Linked DNA regions of Mus musculus: regions 1, 2, 3 and 5 are each linked to region 4. Evidence: chromatin loops called from intact Hi-C (ENCODE). Cell type or tissue: left cerebral cortex. All regions are shown on one strand. Region 1 has its middle 130 kb from the start of Gm38805. Region 2 has its middle 110 kb from the start of Gm31226. Region 3 has its middle 110 kb from the start of Npy. Region 4 overlaps Mpp6 (membrane protein, palmitoylated 6 (MAGUK p55 subfamily member 6)). Region 5 overlaps Mpp6 (membrane protein, palmitoylated 6 (MAGUK p55 subfamily member 6)).

Evidence for each region. A loop is a pair of places that touch in the nucleus more often than their neighbours do. Peaks named below come from ENCODE experiments on the same cell type or tissue, not always from the same donor. Only the 100,000 strongest peaks of a DNase experiment are listed, where the experiment ranks them.
Region 1: it touches region 4 in a loop (2.6-fold over the local background); 3 of 42 quality-filtered maps call a loop at or near these places.
Region 2: a loop joins it to region 4, with 8 times the contacts of the local background. A loop is called at or near these places in 21 of 42 quality-filtered maps.
Region 3: a loop joins it to region 4, with 3 times the contacts of the local background. A loop is called at or near these places in 15 of 42 quality-filtered maps.
Region 5: it touches region 4 in a loop (10-fold over the local background); 18 of 42 quality-filtered maps call a loop at or near these places.

Annotation. Positions count from the first base shown.
Region 1 is chr6:49,973,462-49,977,461 of GRCm38, forward strand. No RefSeq gene overlaps it. Among named protein-coding and RNA genes, the nearest start is that of Gm38805, 130 kb to the right of the region's middle. In left cerebral cortex, no CTCF peak of the experiment used is centred here; DNase peaks (open chromatin) are centred at 59, 1,575 and 3,855.
Region 2 is chr6:49,516,870-49,520,869 of GRCm38, forward strand. No RefSeq gene overlaps it. Among named protein-coding and RNA genes, the nearest start is that of Gm31226, 110 kb to the right of the region's middle. In left cerebral cortex, a CTCF peak has its summit at 2,325 (motif pointing right); a DNase peak (open chromatin) is centred at 2,353.
Region 3 is chr6:49,928,471-49,932,470 of GRCm38, forward strand. No RefSeq gene overlaps it. Among named protein-coding and RNA genes, the nearest start is that of Npy, 110 kb to the left of the region's middle. In left cerebral cortex, a CTCF peak has its summit at 1,778; a DNase peak (open chromatin) is centred at 1,809.
Region 4 is chr6:50,111,044-50,115,043 of GRCm38, forward strand. All of the region lies in intron 1 of Mpp6 (membrane protein, palmitoylated 6 (MAGUK p55 subfamily member 6)), which reads left to right. Among named protein-coding and RNA genes, the nearest start is that of Mpp6, 2.8 kb to the left of the region's middle. In left cerebral cortex, a CTCF peak has its summit at 1,874 (motif pointing right); DNase peaks (open chromatin) are centred at 292, 1,941 and 3,388; H3K4me3 peaks cover 1,878 bases; H3K27ac peaks cover 1,665 bases.
Region 5 is chr6:50,177,992-50,181,991 of GRCm38, forward strand. Mpp6 (membrane protein, palmitoylated 6 (MAGUK p55 subfamily member 6)) reads left to right here. Exons shown (of 13, transcript NM_019939.2): 7 at 398-529; 8 at 2,185-2,284; 9 at 2,600-2,668. Among named protein-coding and RNA genes, the nearest start is that of Mpp6, 70 kb to the left of the region's middle. In left cerebral cortex, a CTCF peak has its summit at 2,462 (motif pointing left); a DNase peak (open chromatin) is centred at 2,407.

The DNA.
Region 1 (4,000 bases), 140 kb before region 4:
TCTCCCTTCACCCCACCCCCTCTTTTCTCTGCAGGGCACACAGGAAGTCAAATTTTCAGTTTTGTTTTGCTTTTTAAAATTCTTCTACGGAAAAGCTATTTTATGTGCCCAGAAGTGGTTATTTTCATGCCCTGCCTTCCTAAATGAAAAGAGCTGTTTATCCGTTTAAAGCCTTGTCCATTTCTACACTTCCTAGGCCAATGGGAAGGAACAAGATTCTGGTGCTATTGCACAAGTCAGAAAAACCATTGTGTTGGTTACTCTTCTTGTCACTGGGATCAAACACGTGACCAAAAGCAACACAAGCACAGAAAGGATGTGTGTGTGTGTGTGTGTGTGTGTGTGTGTGTGTGTGTGTGATATGTGTATGTGTGGTGTATATGTGTGTGTGTGTGTGTGTGTGTGTGTGTGTGTGTGTGTGTGTGTGTGATGTGTGTGTGGTGTATATGTGTGTGTGTTATGTGTGTATGTGTGTGTGTGTGTGTGTGGTGTGTGTGTGTGGCATGTGTGTGTGTGTTTGTGTATATGTTTGTATGTGGTGTGTGTGTGTGTGGTGTATGTGTGTGTGTGTGATGTGTGTATGTGTGTGTGGTGTGTATGTGTGTGTGTGTTGTGTGTATGTGTGTATGTGTGTGGTGTGTGTTTGTGTGTGGCATGTAAGTGTGTGTGTGTGGTGTATGTGTGAGCGTATGTGTGAGATGTATGTGATGTGTGTGTGGTGTGTGTGTGATGTGTGTGTGTGTGTGTGTGTATGTGTGTGTTGTGTGGTGTGTGTGTGTGTGTGATATATGTGTGTGTGTGGCGGGGGATAGCATCCACCATGGTGCAGAAGGGGGACCAGGTGCTGATGTGGTGGCTCATGGGTCTGTGACACTTATCATCTGTGCTTGGGTTTCTTCTTTGCTTTGCTCTGGGATCCCAGCCGCTGGGACAAGGCCACATCCTTTTAAATTGGTCTTCCCTCCTCAGTTAATTCTCTCTGGAAGCGCCATCACAGACACACTGAGAGGTGTGTGTAACCCCAGCCAAGTGGACAACAGATTAACCATTGCAGCCACACCTTAGGATAGCACTCTATTCTCCATCTGCTCTTCTTATTTTTATTTTTAGGAGAAAAATGTCTATAGATACTAGATTCAGTAAGCTGACTTAAAAAAAAAAGACCCCATTCTCTCCTCTTCTTTCCATTCAGCCTTTGGGAAGGAGACTTTTCGGTACTTTATTGTAGGGGGGTTGATTATTCTTAACTACTTTTGAATAAGGACTAGTCTTAGCCTCTTGGGCCAACAAGGCAAGCATGGTGGTATGTCAGTTTGAAGTCTGCTCCTCAAGAGCCCTGGTGTGCTTCTAGTCTCTCCTTAAAGTTTGCCACCACCATGTGAATAATAACACAAGACTAAAAACTGGTGGAGAAGAAACTAAGGGGAGCTAAGTCAGATCACCCAACTGGGGCCGTGCTGGACCAGACAGTCCCCCGGTCAATTTGCTGGCTGCCCATAGTTACAGGAAAGACAGTATCCCAAGCCAGCCAACTTTAGCCCACATCAACAGAACTGCCCAGCCAACCCACAGCTTTGTGGAAAATAATGACGAATTGTTTTTAAAGCACTATATTTTTGGGAGGTTTGTTATGCAACAACAGCTATTTGATGCACTGGGTTATTAAATATTCCTTTTACATATGCATGTGTTTTTTCAGGGTATGTGGGGGCCTAGATGGGACTGCACTGTGCCTTGGGATAAAGGGTTGGATTGAATATGCTCAGATGCTAGCTCCATCACGCAGAGTGTGTGGCAAGACAGTCTCTCTAAATTGTTTTTTCATGGCAAGTAAGGAAAACTAGTAGACTGAAGAAAGATTAGCAGGATAAGAGGGATAGGCTTGTGTGTGTGTGTGTGTGTGTGTGTGTGTGTGTGTGTGTGTAGTACCTGACAAATATTTGGTATTCCATCAATGAAAGATACTAGCATGTTTATGTATCCACGTAGCTTTAAGCTTACATGGCTCATACCTAATAAATCCCATGTGTCTGAAATTCTGGGATTAGAGCTACTAAATGAAAGTGGTCTATGTTTCTGGACCTCTCAAGGATACATCCCCAAAATCCAACCTCCTCAGTAACTTCCTTTTCCTAACAATACATACAATACAATGAATGTTTCCTGAAGACTCAGGCGTTATCTGGCCCTGGCCTTTGTTTTCTAACACCTAACTACCCTTAGCACATCTGCTACGTGTTCGCCTGGCTGCACTGGCCTTGATCCTTCTCTCTGGGTTTTTGTTTATGACCACTAACACATAGCACTGTGGCCCAGGCTTCTCCAGTCATTAACTGTCTGTGCACTCTCCTTATACTTTTCTCAGGTTTCTGTCATGACAAACCTTGGTTAGATACTCTCTGAACCTTTTTATCTCTCTCAATGAGATATTCCACATTTCCTAGTCCTCTCACGTCTTCTGGAGAGATGTGAATGGTTCTTAATGGGGCAACTTTGACCCAGAAAGTGATGCACACCTTCTAGAATTAAATATTCAAAACACTCTTTTCTATGTTTAGCTGTTTGGAAAGAATGGAGTGTAAGAAAATTATAACCCAGAGTATAACAAGAGTTCTCAATGGAAATATACTGACCTCCTTGGGTCACTTCCTGCATCACGGCCACCCAAAGAACTGCCTGGCTAGGCACACCTGGGTGCCACCTGCGTCTCCTATTGTGTTGAGTCTCTGAAGTTTTTTTGGTTTGCTTTTGTTTAAGATTTATTTGTTTTCTTTTTATGTACATGAATGTTTGCACATGTTATGTCTGGTGCTCCTGGAAACCAGAGAGGATGTCAGAGCTCTTAGAAGTAAATTTCCAGGCTGCTATGCACCACCACATGGGTGCTAACAACCGAACCTGGGGCTTCTGCAAGAGCAGCAAGCACCCTCCATCACCGACCCAGCTCTTCAACTCCAGAGCCTCTGACATTCTAATGACTGTGAGTATAGCACTCCAGAATAAATACTGACTAATCCAACCTCTAAACTTGATAGCCCCAATTTCTGCCTTGGGAGACACTCTCCCAGCATAACAGCTATAAGTTGCCTCAGTGCTTCTTGAAGATTCATTGTGAGAAGTCCCTTAGGTTCCTTAGAAGCTGGGGTGGGGATGGGGACAAACGAACAGAAACTAACTCAAATATTTATTGAATACCTAGCATCTTCAAATTAGTGGACCAGACACTAAGGGTCACTCAGGCTGACATGTCCTAGAGCTGTCTCCTCTCTCCTCCTTCACATAAAACACACACACACACACACACACACACACACACACACACACCCTGCTTTCACCTGACCCAGAACAACCATACAAGATAGCCTCAGTTACAAGTAGTCCCAATATAATCTTAATCTTCCTGCTTTTTCCTCTGGAAAATCAAGTAGACACTCCTTTAAAATTGACCCTCCCTCTGTACCAACATGCCAGGATTTCAGATCTCACTCTGTCAGAACTACAGCCCAGAAACAGGTGATGGACTGGACGGCCTGTGATTGGCTTCCTCTCCTAGTGCTCCACTTGTGGGCAGGGAAGCGATTGAAACCAACATGCCAGCACACACACACACACATACATACAAGCATGCACGCATAGGCACACGCACATGTGCACAAGCATGCACACATGAATGCACGCAAGCATACGTGTGTGTGTGTGTGTGTGTGTGTGTGTGTGCGCGCGCGCGCTCGCGCACACGCGCGCGCACATCCCCCACTGTAGATAGAATCTTTGAATCTCACAGCTTGCCTTACAACCATCCTTCTCCCCTAGTTATGCCAAAGCACAGATGACAAGATTGGACTCTACAGACTTCATTCCAACACAGATAGCTGGCCACAGCATACCTGGCAGACACAAAGTAGGTACTTTACAGAGAAACGAAGTCTTTGTTGAAATGATGTGTGGCCTGTTTCCTACTTAAAAAAGACAAGCTACTTAGATAAAGAGGGATGTTTAT
Region 2 (4,000 bases), 590 kb before region 4:
CCTGGAAACTAGAGCTACAGAAGGTTGTGAACTGCCATGTGAATGCTGGGAATCAAGCCTAGGTCCCTTGCAAGAGCAGCTTGTGTCCTTAATCACAGAGCTATCTCTTTGGCCCCCAAGGTCAGTACTTTTTTAAGGGGGCATGTTCCTTACATTTTTTTTTGGGTTGAGGCTTTTACATGGGGGGGGGGTATGTAACTTTTCTTTTTTCATAGTCTATTTTTAATGATGGTTCGTAAATGCTTTAACCTCTCTTTTAGCCTACCACCCACCAGAGGTACTGGGAAAGAAAGGATATGGGGGAGGTGGACCTGTTTAGAAAGGATCTTTGGAGCAACTTCTATCTGTGTTGTCTGGGAATCAGCAGTTCAGTTCACAGGCTAGCAGGGGCAGCTCGATCCACTGGCTAACACTTCGCAAATACACCAACAGTCCAATTTGGTAGTCAGGATAGCAAACACAAATCAGCAGTAGCTGGCATTACCTAGCAGAGATGGTCAGCAGAAGGGACTAGGAGGGACAGCAGGAGACGTTCTTGGCTGTGCCTCTCAACAAAGTGAAGATCAGCAAAGATGCAAGACCAATAATCATTGCACAGCTAGCTCTATAAGCAAGCCCAGCTCAGCATCCATCACTGTCTACAGAGTTCTATTTACACCCTCCAAACATCATGAGTCCTCCACAGGTCTTGCCTCAGCATATGAATCTGTCTCAGCTGACATCACCCTGCCTATCAGCCCAAGTCTGCAGAAGCAGCACAAAACTGCAGCAAACCACCAGAAGCTTTTTGGTTTGTTTCTCTCTATGAAGTCCTGACAAATGCAGCTCAGCTATGCAATGTAAGACAGACCAATACATGCGTGTCATTAGCAAAGAATCCATCATCACATGTCCTTTCACATGCTTGCTTTAGCAGAGCATCCTTTCTCCTGTGTCTGTTTCAGCTAAATGTTTCTTTATGAGCCTGCCTTAGTCTTTCACATGTGCCCACTTCAGGAAAACACTCCTTCATGTGTTTGACCTAGCAAAATACCATCCAACACACTGACTCTCCAAACAACCCTTAAGTTTCCATTTCATATACATATAGCATTCAGAATGACAAGGCTGTCATAGGGTTGAGGTTCCATTTTCCTCTTAGACTGATGCTCCAGGCAGAGGCTCTATCCTTGCTCTCCTTTGAGAGCAGAATGCTATGAAACCGCAGTCACTGTCCAGGAGTAAGTAGAACTCCGTGGAGAAGAGAGTAGGAGTCAATTGCAGAACAATTGCTCCTTAAGTGCTTGCCACTGCAGTGAGGAAGGGGGCATTGATAACACCGTATACACTGATGTTAGTAATTGTGAGTGCGAACACAAATAGATGTGTGAGACTGGTGATTAGTGTTGGGATGATAAAGCAGAAGAGATGATCTGTGGAGAGAGCAGGGGGGACTGGACTGAAGGCATATGGAAAGAGAGAGGTAAAGATGTTTGAGCATACAATGTAGCAAAAGATCCTAAACTGGCTTACCAAAAGGAATATTAAATGACTTCCAGACTCTCATGTTTCCTCCAACTTTCTAGAACCTGCTCTCTTCCTTGGAGTCCCCTTCCCCACCCCCCCCACCCCCACTCTGTGTCTTCCCTAGTTCAAGTCACCAGTGCTGTCCTGGTGGATGGGCGGGGTTTCATAGGCAGTCTCAGGTGTTGGTCACACTCTGTGACTTCCTTCAAGGTTTGGGTTGCTGCTGGTCCTCTGGAGATGCCAATGTCTTGCTTGCTGTATGGAGACCCTGTGAAAGCCACTTTCTAAAGTTTGATACCCAATCAGGTTTTCAAGGTACAGATCTGATTTAGAATTTCTTTGCTGCCTTCTCACAAGATCTGTTTGTCAGGCTTCAGTGCACAGAGTCCATGAATTTTGGTCTGCTTTCCCAGGAGTGCTCACGGAGGCTGCCAAGATGCTCTACAGAAATCTTTTTGAAATTCTGTCTTGTGTCTGCTCTATTGCTTGCCAATGCTGAGGTCCTGCGGCCAAGCAGAGAAGATTCCCCCTCCACCCCCCACACCCCCACTCCCAACCTCCACCCCAGGCTTCTGCTATTGCCAGTGTTGCCCTGGGTATCATGTTATCCCCCTCCGTTTTTTGGACTGTTTTTCTCATAGCTCCTCTAAGCTCTCTCCAGATTACTCCCTAGAGCAGGACATCCATGCTTCAGTTGTAATTTGAGAGATTTTTGATTAACAGAATTTTTGTTTTGTTTGCTTTGTTTGCTTGGTTGGTTTTGGTTTATTTGGTTTGTTTCTTTTTTTGCTTTTTGAGATGTAGAATGGATTTGTGTGAGGTTGCCGATGGTCACCAGGTGTCGCTCTAACCCCGTGGTATCTGAGCCCGGCCCAGGCCCAGGAAGTTGAAGCAGTGGGTGTTTGAGTGAGAACAGATTTGATTTGTTTGTTGGAGGAGGACGAGGAGCGTAAACACATCCTTCATTAATATCTAAAGGAATACATAACCAAGCACTGTGCCTGGGAAGACTCTCTAAGGACTTATGTATTGGTTATCTGTTTCATTTATTGCCCAAAATTCTCTACCACAGTTCCTGACTTGAACGTGACTTTCTTACTCAACAGTAGCCAGGTCAAAAGGTTGGTCTGCAGTATGCATATGTAAGGAGCTGTTTGGAATGCTATTAAGAACTTTCAGGAGGATTTAAGATAGTTATGGACATTCAGACTTTCTGTACACTCAAAACTCATTGCAAGTAAATTTTTTTTGGTGTGATTTTATGATAAATTCTCCATCTCTGTAAGTGTAACTGTGTTGAGATATTGAGCCTGCCATTGGACACGCAAACTTTATATGCCCCAGTACAGGGGAACGCCAGGGCCAAAAAGTGGGAATGGGTGGGTAGGGGAGTGTGGGGGAGGGTATGGGGGACTTTTGGGATAGCATTGGAAATGTAAATGAGGAAAATACCTAATAAAAAAAAAGATATTGAGCTTGTGTGTAAGAAGGCATTCAGTAACTTTTTTGAATGAATAAGTGGGAAGATTAATTTGAGCCTTTGACCAAAGGCTAATTTGTAATAGTCAAGTCCCCTTAAGAATAAACTTGTTCCCATCTTTATTCTTTTAATAATTATACCATCAAATGTTTAAGAATAGGCTTTAGACTTACTGTTTACTTGTGAAAAATAGTTTTTATTTTTAAATTTTCATATATGTGCATTGTATTTAAACCATTCCCTTCCTCATAAACCTCTCTTAATTATTATTTTTGCTTATTTATACATGAATAAGTAAACACATAAGTGCAACCTGCTGAGTTCTTTCACTGTTGTCTGCATATATATGATTTTAGGGCTGACTGCCTGGTATTAGATAACAAATTAAGGTGCTCAACCTTGAAGAAGACTAATTCTCCCTCTTTGACCAGTCATTAATTGCCTGTAGCTCGTCATCTAGGGATGGGGCCCAGAGGGATGGCCCCATCCATCTTGTCATGTCAGTATTGCAACTGGTACTAGCCAAGTTTAGGTCTTGTTTAGGCAACTGGATTGTGTGGATTTTATGGGCACAGCTTTTCTGTGCACATAGATCACACATGTATATCTCCTGTGACATACAGTCTTTCACTCCCTTTGTTGTAGTGTTCCCTGAACCCTGGTACATGTTGCACATGTACCAGTTGGGGGCAGGTATACCACAGTCAGTAGTTCTCTGTGTTTTGAACAATTGTGGCTTTCTCTAATGGTTTGCATCTATGGCAAAAAGAAGCTTCCTTGATGAGGAATGAGAGCTACCCTCATGGACCAGAGCACAGGATGTGTAACCTGGGCGAGCAAGGCTGGATGCTGAGAGTGGAGCAGGTGGGACTCACCAAATTGGGCCAAGGTGAACAGGATGTTAAAGATAAGCAGTGTTTAAAGGAGGTACAATCTACCCAGTTAAAATCTATTTTATTAAAAAAATAAGTTTTTTAAAATTTTTCCCTTAAAAAAGTTTATATTAGAATACCA
Region 3 (4,000 bases), 180 kb before region 4:
GGTTCACTGATTATGACAAATAAGTTCCCTGGGTGTGGATGCTGGTGGTAGGAGAGACTGTGTGTGAGGACAGGGGGCTCATGGGAGCCATGTACCTTCTCATAAAATTTTCTGTAAACCTAAATATAATCCATAATAAAATTTATTAATTAAAGAATACTTAAAATTTAAAGTGCATTAAAATTTTATTAGACTTCTTCCTCCTCTTCCTCCTCCTCTTCCTCCTCTTCCCCCTCTTCCTCCTCTTCCTCCTTCTCTTCTTCTTCCTCCTCCTCTCCCTCCCCCCCCCAAACTCAGAAACTCCATTCTAATGAGTGAAACATAGTGAAGAACCATGTCCTGTGGTTTCTGAAAATCAGAGGAGAATGGTTCCTGAGAGAAGTCAGTTGTCATGTCCTGGGGACACCCTAACAGCCACAGACAAAAACTGTCAAGCTGTCAGATAAATCTGTCTCCTGTGGATGCTTTCACAGAAGCCACAAAGCCAGGCAGCTTCTGAGTCCTAGGTCACAGAAATGCTGAGAGAATAAATGTTAATTACAACCATTTGAGCTATTGAATTTGGGGTGATTTGTATAGAATAGTACATAATGGACACAGCCTTCACTAACTGACCGTTGTCCTCTACTGTGTTTTCTAGAACAGCAGGAGGCTGAGTGTACAATTGGGTTTATATGTAAATTGGGTTTTCAATATCAGAGGATGGCTTTCTTAAATATGACAAGAATTAAAATGTGAAACTAGAAGCAATAAAAATCACAAGCTGGCTTGAACAGTGCTATGTATAGCCTATAAGTGGTGTGTATACCAATAGGTCCAGTCAGAAAGTGAGCTCTAGAATGTGGTTCTCCATACGCTTCGGCCACAGCGCCCTCCTGTACCCCAAATAAGCACTACATCCACCTCTTCCTCATGCTGAGTGACAGGACATCCGCCATAGTCCAAGGCTTTACATCGGCACACGTCCAAATAAAATGAAATAGAATAAAGTATAGTTTCTGGAGGCTTGCCTGGAGGAGTGAAAATTTTCCCCTAATGTGTGTCATTGGCCAGAATAAGGTCGCATGGCTTTTCCTAAGCCACTAGGAGGAGATGGGGGTTAGCTGCAGGTCATCCAGCCCCCACCCCCCCACCCCACCCCTACCCCACCCCCACCCCCCCACCCCACCCCCACCCCCACCCCCCACCCCCACCCCCGGCTGCTAAGATTTGGTATCTGTCAACTTTCCTACTGGCCTCTGCATTGGGAGGAAAAGAGATGGAAGAGCCAGGGAGGAGAAAGAGGGGACCTAGCATGGGCAGATTTTGTGATGTGCATCTTAATTTCTGGTTCCTGAAAGGCTGGGGAGACAGCCAGGTAGTGAACGCAAACAAAATCTCCGCAATACATTTCACATGTCTGCAGGCTTGACTTCCTAACTGAGATGTCCCTCACGTACGGTGGGTCATTTGAATTTGTGCAGGGGTTTCTTTTTGCTGGAGAATTTAGAATGTAATAAATACTTCGGTTTATTAAAGGACTTTAAAACCTTAATAAAGCACTGGGCTTATTTATGGAGGAGGAGGAGGAAGAGGAGAAAGGGCTATGAAGAGTCTCTCTATAGCACAGGTTAAAATATGCATCCTTTCTGAGCCGGGAGACTTCACAGAGGGCTGCTCTTTGTGCTATTGGGTGGCCTTTAATATCTTTGAAATATGGCATAATTAGGAGCCTGAACTCTGTTCTAATGTCTACAGCAACACTTTGTCAAACTAGGTTCAGGATCATATACAAACTCTGACACTAGAGGGAGTGCATAATGTATGACAGAGCGGAGAGCACACACCCAATAAATTCACAGGAAACTGCAGAGAAGCTAGCCACAACTTTCCTTATGCTCTGCCCTCCGGCCCCCACCTTTGTCATCCAAAAAAAAAAAAAAAATCATCGAAGGTTTCTCTCCCCTTTGAGCTTTGGTTGTGGTTGCTGGGGTGTTTAAAGAACTCCAAAAAGTGTGCTCCATTTTTAGAGTCTCTCTAAGGTTCTCTTCTCATGTATTTTTAAAATATATATTGTTTTCTATTTCCCACATACTTGGCGGCAAAATTAAAATTACTCTTTCTTGCTTCCCTCTGTTTCTGACTTGGTTGAGGTGCTAAGCGTATAGTAATATGACTTAAACATGAGAGGACCCGAGGTTTGCTCCACTTGGAAGATGTAGTCTAGTCTATTGAGCACTGCATTCACCCTTGCCCCTCATTCCCTCTCAAAAGATGCTGCTGGCTGCTTAACAGCCAACGCCAAGCAATTAGCAAGTCATATCTAAGGCATGTTTACTTCCTAATGTCAAAAGTTTCCCATGCTCTAACAAACGGAATGCTTACATCTGTAAATATGTAAATGCCTGTGAATATGATGGAGCTGTGATCATCAAAGGGGCTACACACCAGTGAGCGATTGTGGCATTCTGAGACCCATGACAAATGTAATAGCCACAATGCTTCTCTGTAACCGTTTTTGTGTGTGCATTCTGCATCCCACAGTTATCTGAAATCCATCCTGTACTGCATACATCTCTGAGTTACCCGTAAATTGTCTCCTTAATGGAAATTAAAATTAGAAAAATTAAAACGCAGTCTCATTATGAAAGAGTCCTGGGCTTTATCCAAGAGAGTGAAATGACCCATACAAGTGACATATCCCAAACCACATTCCTCATTTCTGAACGACTCATGCCTCGTTCCAGACACCGGGGTATTTGTACAGACGTACATGACAGAGAGATTTCCAGTTAAGGCATTGTAGTTCCTCCCAATGTTCTGGAAAGTTAAACTTGTTTTCAGACAGTGGCATGTCTACCTAATTTTTGGCATAATGATTGTTTTGTTAAAATAAAATGAACAGCAATGAAGCACTCCGTGAGAAATCCTAGGCTGATGCTATGGTATCCCTCTAAGGGCTCACTCTGTTCACTTGACATAACAGTTTCTATTCAGGGAGCAAAGGGGACAGACAGGGTGTGCAGGCCGTGGCTCCTCAGTTTGAGGTCTGCATGGAAAGCTTTTGCATGTTTTCCTGAACCACCTTAGGACTCTCCAAAGTGACGTTCCTCTGCTTCTTTTTTATTATTCAGTGTAGTTTGAGTGCATTGAAAAGCCCCAAAGCATCATCGGATTCAACCATTCACTGTCTCCTTTTTTTACCCTGTACCCTTCTACACCCACCACCCGCCCTTTTCTTTCCCTTTGCCTCGTTTGATCTACAAATTGCATTTATTATTTTCCCATTGTGTATCACTTAAACAACCACCCACCTCCTAAAGCATCCTGCTGAAGTGTTTTCATCTGTGAGCACTGGTCATATATCTTGACTTGAGGTTAGATTAGACTATTTATTTATTTATTTATTTATTTAATGTATATGAGTACACTGTAGCTGTCTTCAGACACACCAGAAGAGGGCATTGGATCCCATTATAGAAGGTTGTGAGCCACCATGTAGGTGCTGGGAATTGAACACGGAGCCTCTGGAAGAGCAGTCAGTGCTCTTAACCGCTGAGCCATCTCTCCAGCCCCTAAAGTAATCTTTTATTTCACTAAAAATGGATGAAACCCAGTGTGGCAGTTTATGCCTGTGCTCCCAGCACTTCGGAAACAGGGGGATCTCAAATTCCAGTTAGCCTGGATTACAGAGTGAGACTCCATCTCAAACAAAACAAAGCAAACTAAATCAATGCTAGGTGAGAACTGACCCTCCAAAGTTGTCCTCTGCCCTAGCTTCCATGGCACCAGAAGCTGCCATGCAGGTTTCCAAAGGAAGGAATCAACCAGCCTTTGTACCCAGCCATGGTAACGATGAACCACAACAGTGACCAGCACGGCAAGCTAACCTGAGAGTGCAGTAGTGGCACGCATACCTTGGAGATAACCAACAGCTCTCTAATTGGACTTCCTCTTAAGAAGAAGAAAAACCATGCTTGGAACTGGGAGCCTAGCCAACTGTCCAGGGCTGGAGGAGTCA
Region 4 (4,000 bases):
CACTTTATTGGGAGTTTATTCTCAAGGTACCAGTTCCTGGGATCGCAGCTCGAGAAAACATTCATTAAGCTCCCCTTTTCTGGGGTGAGTATTTGTGTAGGTGGGGAGAAGGGTGAGGAAGAGACTCAAGGCTGTAGGCAAGGCTCAGAAAATTCTCCGCATTACTCAAAAAGCAGCCGGTTAAGGTCAGGCTAGCCATGCTTTTACTCTTTTCCTACGCCTCTGGGAATTCTTGGAATTTTACTTTAGCCCTCCTGAATGGGGTTCCTTGTCATATAGCTGACAGCATTCGGGGTGCGTTAAATTGGTCTTCACTTGGAATATGAGTTAGCAGCCATTTCTTCCCATGTGGTGTTTCAGGTCATTATTTCTTTTTTGGAAACTTACATACGTCTCATGTGTACTAAAACTATCTCAGCCTTGGTTAAGGGTAAATTTTGGTACACTGGTCAAACAATGCACCAGCCTTTGGCTGTGTAGTTATGATAAACTACTAGGCCTGATTGTAGTTTTGTGGTTAGAGGCCTTATTGCTCTGTAAACAAATAACTTTGGGGGTTGTTTCATTTTGAGGTCATTTGTTTCTTAAAGCTTTCATATATTTAAATTATTAAATTATTGTTTAAATACATACATTGCTCTATAAGGCTCATGTTTCTTTTATTCCAAATTAGGGTTACATAATGCAAAAATGGTTACACTTTGAGTTGCTCTATTTTGTCCTATGGAGACTACAGGCTATGTAGGAGCGCGGGCTTATGGTGTGTGTGTGTGTGTGTGTGTGTGTGTGTGTGTCTTGTAATTATTGCAGTGAATCTCATTTCCACCTTGGAATATTGAAACACACACACACACAAAGTTTTGAGGTAAAAATATCAAGCTGTTAGAGTTAAGTTTGATAGCTCTGTACAAGACAATCCTTTTTTCTCCTCTTCAGGAAAACTGTTGGATTTTATAATTTTTTTAAAAAAAATATTTGAGGGAGCAATTTGCTTTTTTTCCTAAGCTCATTTTTTTTTTCCCCCTGAAGCTGAAATTGTGTCAGAAGGCTACCCAGGCTGCTTCTCTCCTTTCCCTTTAAATTTGAGATTGAAAACAAAAAAGACAGTCACAAGACCCTGGGTACCTGTTTTATAATGTTTTAAAATTGTGTTGCTTGTTTGACTATATACCATACCTATATGAGCTTTACCTCTGAATAATGGAAGATTATCAGAAGACAACAGATGTTTTAATTAAATGCTTTGCACATTTTGGACATCTGAGCTTTATCAGAAGTGGGTGACATCCGCAAATCATTTCTGAGAGAGTGAGTTGCAAACAATACAGAGCTCAAGCTAGTCAGACAGTTAAAACACTAATAAAATTAATACAGAGAAAGGTAGGAAGACCTGATTGTATTGTTTATGTCATGTACAGTCAATGCGGATTACTAGTGAGAAGGGAACTTTTGTAAATTGTAAGTTGGGTATGTAGTAAAGCTGATAAATTCTCATTTTCCATGTATTTCTTTTGATATGTAACTAAATTTGTATCAGAACTGATCTTCAAGTAAATGTAGTTACAAAGGATATGCTGATATTTAGGGATGGTCAAGCAGATTTGAAAAGTACTCATCTATTTGAGATAACTGTCATCCCCAGAAAAATCTATCGAGAAAAATTATTGTAGTTTTGTTTTACTGTTAGTTTTTTTCCTTCCAAAATAGTGCTGTGTTCATAAACATGGGATCTGAAATCATGATGCTCTCGCTACTCTCGTGTGGGGTACTAGTATTTGATTACATTTTTGTCTAATTATAGGCACCAGCTTTACCTAGAGTATTTTTGGTTGGAGTCAAAGCCAGGGCAGTGATTAGCCCAGACGTGGCTGTCATTTATTTGTGACCACTTGGGGGAGCCTTTGCAGTTCATCTCAACAGATCCCTGCTCTGCGTGCTCTGGCTGCTAATCGTCCTGGGCGCTTTGCCAAACTGCTGGAGCGGCTGCTAAGGAGGCTGCATTGAGAACCGAGTCTGGAGCTCAGTGTGTGTGATGCCTTCTCCTCTAACTCACACTCCACTCCACTCACCAAATACCTCTCCTCATAGACTTAGTAACAGTGTACTTTTTGGGCTACTGCTAGTTCCATGGGCTAACTAACCATGAAATCTTGGATTCATGAGTGCTTCCAGAGAGCTGATTTTACTGGCATTAATCTTAGGAGCAGTGCAGGCTTGATGTACACAGATGGTAGTTGTGTTGAAGGGTCTGGGGAGATCATCACTCTTGTATGAAATATACTAACTCCAAACCTTTTTAGAGCAGATTAGGCTCCTTTTAAAAACTTTTAGAGGAAGAGATAGCAAAGCACCTCTTTTAGTTAAATCTGTGTTCATGTTTGTGCAGAGAAAAGGTGGTCTTCTGTTAAAAACCTATACTCTTTGACCGTTTGATTATTCTTCTGTAGTATAATAAAGTCAGATTTATACATTTTCTTTTCTGACAATATTTAACCTTGTTCTGGCCATTTCAGAATGTGAGCTCACTTAAACAAAGTAAAATGCATTTTAGCAAGTCAGAGAGAAGGTAACTTATGGCCTCCCTTAATTATGATAGAATAACTCAAAGACCTTTCTCAAATTTTCTGCATGGTACATTCATCCACATAATGATGAACAATTTGGAGTAGTTCCTATCTTCTAAATTGCTTCTTTTTTTCTTTAAAAGAAACTTTAAGACAATTTTACTTTTGTCCTGAAATTCATCTTTCCTTTCCTTTAAAAAAAAAAAAAAAAGATGTATTTTGTATGTGTGTGGGTGTGCCTGAGTGTATGCCTGTGTGCCACATACACGTGTTGCCCATGGCGGTTAGGAGAAGCCATTGGAGCCAATGAAAGCATGCTTACAGGTGGTTGTGAGGTCCCGCATATGGGTGCTGAGAACTGCACCTCAGTCCTGGAAGAGAAGTGAGCGCTTTGAATGCTCAGCCCCGCTTGTTGGTTTGTTTGTTTGTTTGTTTTTCAGTGTAACATACCAGAAGAGACATATTCTGCTTAGTTAAAAATGTTCATTTGTTGCTAGCTTCCACTGATACTTGAGTATTGTTTTAAATACCTGGGGATGGTAATTTCAAAAGGCCTCCCCTTTGAAGTTATCACAGATTTAAAGTAGAATGAAAATTGAAGGAGAAGACAATACAGTGAGTAGGTTTTGTTTGTTTTGTGGTTTTGTTTTGTTTCACTTTTTAGCTTATTTTCAGACTTTTCCCCACTCTTTGCTTTCTTGTGCATGTCACTCAGCTTGTCATATTCCGCCTTTTCTTTTAGACTCCCTGTTGTGGGTTCCTTCCCCTTCCTCCTACAGCTCCTGTTGTTGCTCTACTCTGGCTACATAGGAGCACTTTCTGTTCCTCTTAGTAGAAATATGCCCACCGGCAGCTTCTGTATTGTTACAGTCCCTGCTCAGACGACCAGAGACAGCAGTCAGTACTGGTTGCCCTTTGCTTCAGTTTGGCAGACTGGCTTACGCTACCGGAACTTGGTTGTACTTATTGTAACCGTGTGCATTCCCAGTAGACACCCCATGATAAGATCTATGCTCAGTCATTCCAAAAGCAGTTTTATCTTTACCCTTTAATTTAATCTTCAGTTCCATATATCTGAAAAGCATTCTACTAGGGATATACAAAAGAATTACACTTAATGAGAAGAGCTTACGTTTGTTTAAGAATGAAATATATATGAAAGAATCAGTATATTATGAAATAATAAAAATGATGATAATAAAGAAACTGTGGAAATACTTGGATTTCTACTGAAGACAAAAGACTTCTAGGCTGGAGAGATGGCTTAGCAGTTAAGAGCACCAACTGCTCTTCCAGAGATCCTGAGTTCAATTCCCAGAATCCACATGGTGGCTCACAACCATCTGTAATTGGATCTGATGCTCTCTTCTGGTGTGTCTGAAGAGAGAAATAGTGTACTCACATACATAAAATAAATCTTTTAAAAAAGAAAAGGA
Region 5 (4,000 bases), 67 kb after region 4:
TGGGAAATCAAGTGAAAAGATTGAGAGGGGAGCCGGGTAGAATGCAGTGATTATTGCACACTTCCTGCTTGAGGTTAGCTGTTGAGGGGGTGGGTGATACAGCTCATGGGGGAGCACGCACCTACTGGCATGCAAAGCCCTGGGGTTAAACCCCACACCGCAGAAGAAAGAAACAGGAGTTTTTAAAATGAACAAAATTTTAATGTAGCAAAATGTTGATTTTTCTGCTATACCAAATCATTATATTAATATTCTAATAAATTATTCTTTATTTAGAAGAATAAGTTTCTTTCCTGAACTACTTAGTGTCATTTACAATTAAATCACAGTGGTTTGGTTTCAATATCCAGTGCTTAGTGATACACATATAGTCTTTTTCATTGTGCTGTGTTTTTAGGTATTTGTCAAGTGTCATTTTGATTATAATCCATTCAATGATAACCTGATACCCTGCAAAGAAGCAGGACTAAAATTTTCCAAAGGAGAAATTCTTCAGATTGTAAACAGAGAAGACCCAAATTGGTGGCAGGTTAGTATGATTCTCAAAAAATTCCTCAAATACTTTTCTGTTTTCAATCTTTGATCTGCCCAGTATCTAAAAGTGCAGGAAGCATTTGTTCCCATGATTTTTCTTGCATGAACAACTTCTGCTTTACGTCTGCCAGCTTTGTGGACAGAAGACCAAATTGAGAGAGAATTTGTTTGTGTAAATAAGAGCAGGCATAACCTGCCTGTGGCATGTCACCCGGTTTAAGAATTAGGTGAAACAATTCTTTCCCAAGGTAGTCACCTTCAAATGTGTTTTAAGGCAAGAAGAACTTTGTACTCATTGTCAGGGTTTCTTGAGGTTTACATAAGTTGACACAGTACTCAAAGTTGAAGAAAATGACAAGAAACAAAGAATCTTTTCAATTCTCAGAGCTGATTCTGGCCTCACTAGAGAACAGGGTAAAAGAAGAAAGCCTCCAGGACCCAGTACCAAGCATAAACTTAGCTGTGACTGGTAACTGCTGTTAACAGCGATGAGTTAAATGACTTCTACAGAGAGATGATGTAGAGGATGAGAGCAGCCTAGGCACAGTGTGCTGGTGTGTCAATGAAGACATTTTTATCAGTGAGTACACCATGGTGAGATAGCTAGGACGTGAGCTCAGTAAACAGTTGATGAATGCAAGAGGTCACTGAAACACTTGTAGGCTTTAAAACTGTCTAATCGCTTCCTGTGGCTGATCATGGGCCGTCCAGGTGCTCTCTAGTTTACTTTCTGTAAATGCTCTTAGCTTTCTAATCCTCTCACTGGCATTTGAGTCTCCTTCTTCATTTTGATAGTCTTATTTAATTCCAGTTTTCAGGATTATTAAAAACTGATAAACAGGTGTTTTATTCCACTTATAAGAAGAAAGACAATAACATTGTGATGTGAATCATTGTCATTTAAAAATATCCACTTTTGTGGGGTTAGAGAGCAGCTGGTTAAGAGGCCTGCCCTCACTGCTCCTGTGGAGGACCCACAGAGCCAGCACTCATGGTGGCTGCTCGCATTCTCCGGGACTCCAGCTCTTCTTCTGGCCCTGGGCACCTTCACCCATATGCACACACACACACATAGACCCAAAAACACTCGAGTAAAACATTTTTGAACTACTTCCTTTGATTTTAAAGTTTTTATTTTTTATACTAGATAAAGTTTTACTTATTTTAAATTCTTCACCTTGGGATATTCAGATTCTTGTTAGCATGAATTAAAATTTATGCTTTGTATTCCCAGTACTGGAAATTCTTTTGATTTAGACTCAGGAAATAACATCCTAGGACTGAGGTCAGTAGAAATGGTTTATAAAGTCCTTCCTTAACACTCCTTTATATAAAATAGCGTTCTCTTTCTGCTCTTTGACTATCACACACATTTCCTGTCCTTGCTCACTCCCGCCCCCAACCTCTAAAGAAAACATTGTAGTATTTGAGGAGCCTCTACATTGTTGTTAATGGGAGTCTCAACATGTCATTACCAGTGGACATACATGAGTCTTAGATACAAATTGCTTTCTTTGTTTAAATGCTTTAACACAGTTCCATGGATTGAAAGAGTGTTTTCCATAGGAAATTAACTTCAACTGACCAGCACTTGGACTTACTAAAATATTGTGTAAAACTTTGGTCACTGATAAATTCATTTGATTCTAGGCTAGCCATGTGAAAGAGGGAGGAAGTGCTGGTCTGATTCCAAGCCAGTTCCTGGAAGAGAAGAGAAAGGCATTTGTTCGCCGAGACTGGGACAATTCAGGTGAAGAACTTCTCACAAGTAACAGGCAGGGAGGGGCTGGGCTTACCTTTTGCCTCTGGTTTTGTTTTGTTTTGTTTTTTCTGAAATCACAAATGAATTTATTTGAAATACATGGAGAATTAATTTTTCCTGCTCATCTGCTTTTTTCCTCTCTAATTTTTATGCTTTTCTGCCACCTACTGGTAGTGTATCAAAATCCAGTGACAAATTCACCCCTCCTAGGAAGGGCAATTCTCTTACCTCCTCACAAAACAACTGGGCAACTTACGGTTGAGTCTCAATGTGTCGTCTAAATTAAGTCTTGTCATCCTCCAGGACCCTTTTGTGGAACTATAAGCAACAAGAAAAAGAAAAAGATGATGTACCTCACAACCAGGAATGCAGGTACGTGTAAAATCCCTTTGGAAGCTCTAAATATATAGCCTTATCATTAGTTACCATGTTTTAATCTCTGAATATGAAATTTAAAATGAATTTAATTTATATTAGTGCCAATTACTGGATCTCATGTGAATACATGATAAAATATAGGTCTCAGTTGGTGACTATGAGTTGCAGCAGGCAGAAGTTGTTAGGGATTGAGCTTGCACTAGTGCAGAAGGAATGTATGGACAGTACTGACGTAGAGGATCCCACCATGGTAACATGCTTCTGAGGGGCAGAGTGCCTTTGTGGAGATGTTAGCATTAGGATGAAGGCGAGCTAGCTTCCATAAGGTCAGGTTCATTTTGAGGAAATGACACTGGGCTAGGTAACTCATTTAATCCAGTGGCATCTTTTAAGGGTCTTTCTCAACTCTTAGGGTTTTACTTGGGGGGGGGGGGAGGAAGGGGAAGAAGGGGAGAGAGATTAAGAAGAGAGAGGTATTGACATTCTTTCCATATATTTAAGTTGGCCTGGGATTCACTAGTTAATACAGGATGGCCTCAAACACTTAATTATCTTATTATTCTATACTTAAGTTAGTAGCCCAGCCTGGCCCCAAACTCTAAGTCCTTCTGCCTCTCCCTAAATCTTTCATCTTAAAGAAAGGAATATCTTTTAAAGAAAATGTAATGATAATCACAAGAAGTCACAGTTGTGTTTATTAGCTTCATTAGAAGATCATTTTACAGTTAAACACATTAAATCATCAAGATGTATACTTTAAGGACATACAATTCTTATTTGTCATTTTTGCTTCAAAAGCTGAAAAAATATTTTTAAAAAATCAAGTCTAAGTATGTATAAGGTGCTGGGTTCAATCCCCAGCACTAGAAAGAAAAGTGAAGTTAAAAACACTGTCAGACCAGTTGAGTGTATTACAAATTTAAAACAAAAACACAAAACAAATGGAAAAAAAAAAAACCTTTACCCTAACTAGCCATGAGAGGAATGTAGATTAAAGCTACACTGAGATTCTATCTTACCCCATACAGAACAGACTTCATTAAGAAAAATCATATTCTGTCAGGATCCTGGACAAAAAAAGAATGCTTTTGGCCTGACAGTAGGAAGTAAACTAGTCCAGCCATTATAGAAGTCAGCCTAAGAGGAGAGTTACCCACATTACACCACTGTCCCCACTCCTGAGCACACCACAGGAATATTGCGTGTCTTTATCACTGCACCACAGTTCAGGAGAGCGAAGGAAGTTCTGTAATTAATCTAAGTGGCCATCAACAGGAGAAATAAAATATGGTCTATATGTACCACAGAATGAAGTTATTTCTTTTG